Regions from separate parts of the Homo sapiens genome. Here region 2 is linked to region 1. A link is an interaction called in ENCODE POLR2A ChIA-PET data of the cell type or tissue named here. Cell type or tissue: PC-9. All regions are shown on one strand. Each heading gives the region's core, and the rest is flanking DNA. Links, peaks and the distances in the headings are about the cores only. Region 1 overlaps CKM (creatine kinase, M-type). Region 2 holds the start of CBLC (Cbl proto-oncogene C).

Region 1 (4,383 bases), core at 307-4,306:
AAAACAGTAACATCAGAGATCACTGATCACGGATCGCCATGACAGATATAGTAATAATGAGAAAGTCTGCAGTACTGTGAGAATTACCCACATGTGACACAGAGACACGAAGTGGCACATGCTGTAGGAAAAATGGCTCCAATAGACCTGCTGGACAAAGAGTTGCCACAAACCTCCAATTTGTAAAAAACACAGTATCTGCAAAATGCAATAAAACGAGGTATGTCTGTATATTATATGAATATGTATAAGATATATAAATATTATAGATTTATTGTACATATGCACAAACACAAATTCATTATACACATATTTTATACATGAATATACAAATAAACACACAATTTTTTTTCTTTTTTTTTTTTTTAGACAGAATCTCACTCTGTCACCCAGGCTGGAGTGCAGTGGCAAAATCTCAGCTCACTGCAACCTCCACCTCTTGGGTTCAAGTGTTTCTCGTGCCTCAGCCTCTTGAGTAGCTGGGATTACAGGCGTGTGCCACCATGGCCGACTAATTTTTGTATTTTTAGTGGAGACGGGGTTTCACCATGTTGGCCAGGCTGGTCTCAAAATCCTGACCTCAAGTGATCTGCCTGCCTTGGCCTCCCAAAGTGCTGGGATTATAGGCATGAGCCACTGCGCCCAGCCTACAATTTTTTTTTTTTTAAAGATTGGGGTCTTGGGCCAGGCGCCCAAGTGGAGAAACCCCGTCTCTACTAAAAATACAAAATTAGCCGGGCATGGTGGCGCATGCCTGTAATCCCAGGTACTTGAGAGGCTGAGGCAAGAGATTCGCTTGAACCCGGGAGACGGAGGTGGCAGTGAGCCAAGATCGCGCCATTGCGCTCCAGCCTGGGCAACAAGAGCAAAACTCCGTCTCATAAAAAAAAAAAAAAAAGATGGGGGTCTTGCTATGTTACCCAGACTGGACTCGAACTCCTGGGCTTAAGTGATCCTCCTGCCTCAGCCTCCCCAGTATCTGGACTACAGGCTCGTGCCAGTGCACCTGGCTACCATTCTACTTTATAATAATTTTTACTAATGGCCTCTCAAAGTCCTGAGACTTCAGCCATCTGTGTTGCCAGCCATTAGGAGCAGGCACCAGCACACTGTGGCCTGCAGGTGGATTGGATGTGAGGGTCCCTCAGGGGAAGAGGTGGGTCTGTTTTCCAGATTGAGCACATGGGGTGGCCATTCCTGGGGGCCTGGACAGATGGCAGGAACAGATTTTGGGGAGCCGTCACAAGTGTGGGTTTAGACACAGGGTTCAGGTGCCTTTAGGACATCCAGGGGGCCAAGGCCCAGGCCCGTTAGGAGCAGCAGCAGGGGAAACCCTGGGCCTCCACACCCTGGTTGAGGTGGGACAGGCTGCTGACCACTCCCTCGTGTGTCCCCATAGCTCTCAACAGCCTGACGGGCGAGTTCAAAGGGAAGTACTACCCTCTGAAGAGCATGACGGAGAAGGAGCAGCAGCAGCTCATCGATGACCACTTCCTGTTCGACAAGCCCGTGTCCCCGCTGCTGCTGGCCTCAGGCATGGCCCGCGACTGGCCCGACGCCCGTGGCATCTGGTGAGGCCCCTCCCCGCCCCCTGGCTTCCTCTTCCCCCAGCCTCCTCCAGTCCTGCAACGGCCCTCCTCACTCCTCCACCAAAACCAAGGCCATATACGTAATTATGATCTTCTAAATGCCACGGAAAATGATCTTGCCCTCCGCCCCTGCCCATCCTGTGGTCTGTGTGTCAGATTTTGGGATATCTGGACCGGAGAAGTGGTAGTTAAAAACTTAAGACTTGGCGGGGCACGGTGGCTCATGCCTGTAATCCCTGCACTTTGCGAGGCCAAGGCGGGGGGATCACTTGAGGTCAGGAGTTTGAGACCAGCCTGGCCAACACGGTGTCTACTAAAAATGACAAAAATTTAGCTGGGCGTAGTGGCAGGCGCCTGTAGTCCCAGCTACTTGGGAAGATGATGCAGGAGAATCGCTTGAACCCAGGTGGCGGAGGTTGCAGTGAGCCGAGATCGTGCCACTGCACTCCAGCCTGGGCGACAGAGCCAGACTGTCTCAAAAAAAAACAAACAAAAAAGAAAGAACTTAGACTTGGCCGGGCACAGTGGCTCACACCTGTAATCCCAGCACTTTGGGAGGCTGCAGCAGGAGGGTCGCTTGTGCCCAGGAGTTCTAGACCAGCCTGGGCAACATAGGGAGACCACGTCGCTACAAAAATTAAAAAAAAAAAAAGCCAGGCGCGGTGGCTCACGCCTGTAATCCCAGCACTTTGGGAGGCCAAGGTGGGCGGATCACGAGGTCAGGAGATTGACACCATCCTGGCTAACACGGTGAAACCCCGTCTCTACTAAAACTACAAAAAAAAAAAAAAAATTAGCCCGGCGTCGTGGCAGGCGCCTGTAGTCCCAGCTACTTGGGAGGCTGAGGCAGGAGAATGGCCTGAACCCAAGAGGCGGAGCTTGCAGTGAGCTGAGATCGTGCCACTGCACTCCAGCCTGGGCGACAGGAGACTCCGTCTCAAAAAAAAAAAAAAAAAAAAAAAAAAAAAAAAGCCAGGCGTGATGGCGTATACCTGTGGTCCCAGCTACTCGAGAGGCTGAGGATCAGCTGGGCCCAGAGGATTGAGGTTACTGTGAATCATGACCGAGGTACTGCACTCCAGCTACCTGTCTCAAAAATAAGAACTCAGACTTGAACCGTACTCCCTAGGTTCAAATCCCAGCTCTACCATTTACTAACTTTACTAGCTTTGTGACCTTGGGCAACTTATTTTATTTTTCTCTACCCCAGTTTCCTAGCTATAGGATAGGGATCACAATAATTTGTAGTTTCTGGTGTTCTTGTGAGGATTAAATGAGTTAATTTATGTAAAGTATTAAAAGCAGTGCCTGGGCCAGGCGCGGTGGCTCACGCCTGTAATCCCAGCACTTTGGGAGGCCAAGGCGGGCGGATCACGAGGTCAGGAGATCGAGACCATCCTGGCTAACATGGTGAAACCCCGTCTCTACTAAAAATACAAAAAATTAGCTGGGCTTGGTGGCAGGCGCCTGTAGTCCTACTTACTCGTGAGGCTGAGGCAGGAGAATGGCGTGAACCCGGGAGGCGGAGCTTGAAGTGAGCCAAGATCGCATCACTGCACTCCAGCCTGGGCGACAGACCAAGACTCTGTCTCAAAAAAAAAAAAAAAAAAAAAAGCAGTGCCTGGTATACACTAAGTGTTCAGTACATCTTGGTTATTCGTCTTATCTTTATTATAAAGTATTATTGCTAGACTTGTTTTGACTCTTTGAATCCCTGATTCAGATAGTCAAAGATTTAGAGAACCTAGGTTTCAATCGATGAAGGGAGCCTGGGTGCTAAGATATACAGATGGGATGATTCTAAGATTTCAAGATTTTAAATATTTTTAGGTTTTAAGATTCCACTCATTTATTTATTTATTTATTTTGAGATGGACTCTCACTCTGAGGCCCAGGCTGGAGTGCAGTGGGTTGATCTCGACTCACTGAAACCTCCATCTCCCGGGTTCAAACGATCCTCTCACCCTCCGCCTCCTTAGTAGCTAGGACGACAGGCATGTGCCACTGTGCCCAGCTAGTTTTCGTATTTTTGGTAGAGACAGCGTTCTGCCATGTTGCTCAGGCTGGTCTCGAACTCTTCACCTTAAGTGATCCGCCCACCTCAGCCTCCCAAAGTGCTGGGATTACAAGCGTGAGCCACCATGCCTGCCCTCAGGTTTTTTTTTTTTTTTTTTTGAGACAGGGTCTTGCTCTGTTGCCCAGGCTGGAGTGCAGTGGTGGGATCATAGCTCGCTGCAGCCTGGACCTTCCAAGGTCAAGTGATCCTCCCGCCTCAGCCTCCCCAGTGGCTTGGACTACAGGCATGTGTCCCACCATGCCTGCTAATTTTTTAAATTTTGTAGATATGTGGGTCTTGCCATGTTGCCCAGGGTAGTCTTGAACTCCTGGGCTCAAGCAATCCTCCGGCCTTGGCCTCCCAAAGTGCTGGGATTACAGGCATGAGCCACCACACCCGGCCATTTCCGGATCTTAATATTTTATGTTCTTTTTTTTTTTTTTTTTTGAGATGGAGTCTCGCTCTGTTGCCCAGGCTGGAGTGCAGTGGCGCGATCTCGACTCACTGCAAGCTCCACCTCCCGGGTTCTCGCCATTCTCTTGCCTCAGCCTCCTGAGTAGCTGGGACTACAGATGCCCGCCACCATGCCCAGATTTTTTTTTGTATTTTTTAGTAGAGACAGGGTTTCGACGTGTTAGCCAGGATGGTGTCGATCTCCTGACCTTGTGATCCGCCCGCCTCGGCCTCCCAAAGTGCTGGGATTACAGGCGTGAGCCACCGCACCCAGCCTTAATATTT
Region 2 (4,351 bases), core at 1-4,000, 530 kb after region 1:
GGGAGGAGGGGATGGGGGCCTGAGTTCCTGGGTCTGAGGGAGGAGGGGCTGGGGCCTGGACCCCTGGGTCTGAGGGAGGAGGGGCTGGGGGCTGGAGCCCTGAGTCTGAGGGAGGAGGGGGTGGGGGCCTGAGTTCCTGGGTCTGAGGGAGGAGGGGCTGGGGCCTGGACCCCTGGGTCTGAGGGAGGAGGGGCTGGGGGCTGGAGCCCTGAGTCTGAGGGAGGAGGGGGTGGGGGCCTGAGTTCCTGGGTCTGAGGGAGGAGGGGCTGGGGCCTGGACCCCTGGGTCTGAGGGAGGAGGGGCTGGGGGCTGGAGCCCTGAGTCTGAGGGAGGAGGTGGTGGGGGCCTGAGTTCCTGGGTCTGAGGGAGGAGGGGGTGGGGGCCTAAGTTCCTGGGTCTGGGGGAGGAGGGGCTGGGAGCAAGACCTGGGCCTCACCCCAGAGGACTTTGTTCTGGGGCGAAGGCTCACCTGAGTCTGGAGCCCGCCCGGAAGAGCTCGTCGTTGGCACTCCTTCGGCCCCGGGGAGGCAGCAGCGCGGCCACCTGCCTGCTCTTGGCCTCCAGATTGGCCAGGTAGATGAGTAGAAAGTCCCCAGAGCCGCCGGGACCCCCGGGGCCGCCTCCGCCGGCCGCCCGCCGAGAATGGGCCACCTCTCGAAGCAGCTGCGCTGTGCGGGGCAGCAGGTCCCGCAGCGAAGGGGGACTCACGGACAGCCGGGGGTCGACGCATTGCTCTTCTAGGCGCTGCAGCATCCTGACTGCCCGGCCCAGGGCGCGGGCCTCTTCCCACTGTCGCCCCCACGGGGCCACCGCCAGAGCCATGGGAGCCTCGCGTGTGCCGGGAAGGACCGGTGCGGCTGGGATAGGGGCGGCCTCGCCCAGAGTGAAAGGAGAGGGCGGGTCCTAGAGAACCGGGGAGGGGCCTGCAGGTACCAGTGTCTCCAAAGGGGGCGGGGGCTGGAGGACCTGGCACGTGGGTCTTCAAGAGGTGGGATTTGGAGGCCGGGAGCGGTGGCTCATGCTTGTAATCCCAGCACTTTGGGTGGCCGAGGTGGAAGGATCACCTGAGCCCAGGAGTTCAAAACCAGCCTGGGCAACATAGTGAGGCCCTATCTCTAAAAAATTTTTAAAAATAAAATAAAATGTGGCTGGGCGCGATGACTCACAACTGTAATCCCAGCACTTTAGGAGGCCGAGGCAGGCGGATCACCTGAGGTCAGGAGTTCGAGACCAGCCTGGCCAACATGGTGAAACCGTGTCTCTACTAAAAATACAAAAAAGAAAAAAAAATTAGCTGGTGCGGTTTGAGTTTGATTCTCAAAAAGGAGCAGGGTGGGGTGGCTTTGGTGGGTAGCGGTAGGAGGGGGCTTCTCAGTGTGTGGGTGGGAAGTGCAGGTAGGATATCTGGGTCCCTTCAGAGAGGGGCAAGGGGCTAGGGGAGGCCTGGGACTTTTTTTTTTTGAGACAGGGTCTTGCTTTTTCACCCAGGCTGGAGTGCAGTGGTGAGATCTTAGCTCACTGCAACCTCTGTCTCCCAGGCTCAAGTGATCCTCCCACCTCACCCTCCTGAGTAGCTGGGGTCACAGGCGCGCATCAGCAGTCCTGGCTATTTTATTTTATTTTATTTTTTGTATTTTTAGTAGAGACGGGGTCTCACCATGTTGCCCAGGCTGGTCTTGAACTTCTGAGCTCAAGCGATGCATCCGCCTCGGCCTCCTAAAGTGCTGGGATTACAGGCGTGAGCCATTTTGCCCTGCCACGGGACTCTTCTTGGAGAGGGGAGGGGAAGGGCTGGGAGCTACCGAGAGGTGGGACTTGGACACAGCGCCTTGTCGAAGGTATGGGTCTTTGGTCGTGGCATGGGATTAAAGGTCAGATAACTGAGATTTCAAGGAGGAACCGGTCAGGGAGGCATTGCTCTCTCTCTGTCTCCGAGGAAGGAGGCACAGAGCCACCAGGCCCTTGGGTTCCCTAGAAGCAAGGGTTTGAAAGTGGGTGTCTGAGGGGGCAGGAATTTGGCAACAAGATTTCTGGGTGCCCCTAATGGTGTGGCATGGGAGAAATCAGGCCAGAGTTAAGATACTCCTGAGTCCCGAAGAAGCCAGGCGGGAGGATGGCGTTCAAGACTGTGGGGGCGGGGAGCAACTCATTTGTGTAGGGGTGGCCGGGCGTGGCTTTCACCCAACCTGTAGAACCTGTAACATCAGCCTGGTTGCTCAGTTGCTCGCTGGGCAGCCATCGGGGCGCTGTGGGCCTCGCCCCTAAGCAAGGCATTCTGGCCGCGCCCCATCCTAGGCCAAGCCAAGTTCTTTTTTTTTTTTTTTTTTTCCTGTGATACAGGGTCTTGCTTGGTCTTGCTCTGTTGCTTAGGCTGGAGTGCAGTGGCCTGATCATAGCTCACTGCAGCCTGGATCTCCTGGGCTCAATCAATCCTGCCTGCTCGGCCTCCTAAAGAGGTGGGATTACAGGCGTGAGCCACCATGCCTGGTCAGACCAGGCCAAGTTCTGATCGCAAATGTGCACATATCTAGAGAACTTTGAATCAGAGAATAATAGTAATAACTAACTTTTATTTTATTTTATTTTATTTTTTTGAGACAGGGTCTTGCTCTGTCTCCTAGGCTGGAGTGCAGTGGTTGTTGGATCACCACTCATTGCAGCCTTGACCTCTGGGGCTCAAGTGGTCCTCCTGTCTCAGCCTCCCTAGTAACTAGGACTACAGGCATGCACTGCCACGTTGGCTATTTTTTTTTTTTTTTTTTAGTTTTTAGTAGAGATGATGTCTCACTGTGTTACACAGGCTGGTCTTGAACTTCTGAGCTCAGGCAATCCTCCAGCCTGGGCCTCCCACAATGCTGGGATTACAGGCATGAGCCACTACACCCGGCCATAGCTAGCATTTATTGAATGCTTGCTGTCTATCAGGCCCTGTGTGTAATGCTTTGCAAACATTGGCACACTGAATTCTCAAAAGTCCTTTGAGGTCGGCGGGTAGGGGGCATAGGATGAGAGCCGAACCTCCCAATGCACCCTGAGCCCCTCCTTAGCCCCACCCCCATCTCGTAGGAATTGAAAATCTTAAAATTTTTCTTTAAATTAAAAAACGACCAAAAAGAAAATAAATAAAAAAATAAAATAAATAAATAGATTGGGCCGGGTGTGGTGGCTCATGCCTGTAGCCTGTAATCCCAGCACTTTAGGAGGCCAAGGCGGGTGGATCACTTGAGTTCAGGAGTTTGAGACCAGCCTGGCCAACATGGTGAAACCCTATCTCTGCTAAAAATACAAAAATTAGGCTGGGCACAGTTGCTCATGCCTGTAATCCCAGCACTTTTGGAGGCTGAGGTGGGTGGATCACTTGAGGTTAGAAGTTGGAGACTAGCCTGGCCAACATGGCAAAACCCCCTTTCTCAAAATACAAAAATTAGCTGGGCATGGTGTTGCGTGCCTGCAGTCCCAGCTACTCAGGAGGCTGAGGCGGGAGAATCGCTTGAATCCAGGAGGCAGAGGTTGCAGTGAGCCAACACTGCAGCACTGCACTCCAGCCTGGGTGACAGAGTGAGACTCCATCTCAAAAATAAATAAATAAAAATAAATAAATAAATAATTAAAATAATACAAAAATTAGCTGGGCATAGTGGTGTGCCTGTAATCCCAGTTACTTGTGAGGCAGAGGTAGGAGAATCGCTTGAACCCGGCGGGGGGAAGAGGTTGCAGTGAGCTGAGATCATGCTGCTGCACTACAGCCTGGGCGACAGAGCGAGACTGTCTCAAAAAACAAAACAAAACAAAACAAAACAAAACAAAAAACAAAACAGGATGAAAACCCATTAGCCTGAAAAAGTTCAAAGTGTTGACTGGCAAGTATTGGCAAGGAGCTGCTCTGAGTGCAAATGGACAAACTACATTGCAGAGCAATTTGGCAGCATCCACGAGACCTTTGGACAAATGGACAGGTCATTTGTCCAGTTACCTCTTTCAGAGCTGTGGCTTGTAAACACTTTTGCTGGACATTAATACAGCTATAGACACCTGAAGCAAAAGTTTCACAGAAGAGCTCTCACTCCGACTATGAGCATGCACTCTAATAGCTTCTATTTAATTCCATTTCATTAAAGGAAAAATTGTTTATAACCCACTAAATTGATTTCACAACCCACTAATGGATCTTGTTTGGCCGTTTGAAAGATACTGCCCTAAGAAACTCCAAGAGACATGTTCAGGGATGTTAATTGCATTCTTGTTGGAAGTGGAGGAAATTGGCAACAAGGTGGGTGTTCACCACCAGCAGCCTGACATAAATTGTGGTGTACTCTCACAATAAACTCTTGCGCAGCAATTAAGGTGAATG

Evidence for each region. Peaks named below come from ENCODE experiments on the same cell type or tissue, not always from the same donor. Only the 100,000 strongest peaks of a DNase experiment are listed, where the experiment ranks them.
Region 2: POLR2A ChIA-PET joins it to region 1 with 20 read pairs; 2 of 35 experiments call an interaction of 5 or more read pairs at or near these places.

Annotation. Positions count from the first base shown.
Region 1 is chr19:45,308,937-45,313,319 of GRCh38, reverse strand. CKM (creatine kinase, M-type) reads left to right here. Exons shown (of 8, transcript NM_001824.5): 5 at 1,400-1,571. Among named protein-coding and RNA genes, the nearest start is that of CKM, 12 kb to the left of the region's middle. In PC-9, for the core only: no CTCF peak of the experiment used is centred there; no DNase peak of the experiment used is centred there.
Region 2 is chr19:44,774,403-44,778,753 of GRCh38, reverse strand. CBLC (Cbl proto-oncogene C) reads right to left here and starts at 864. Exons shown (of 11, transcript NM_012116.4): 1 at 470-864. The coding sequence starts at 822. In PC-9, for the core only: a CTCF peak has its summit at 688; DNase peaks (open chromatin) are centred at 953, 1,863 and 2,203; H3K4me3 peaks cover 2,631 bases; H3K27ac peaks cover 3,633 bases.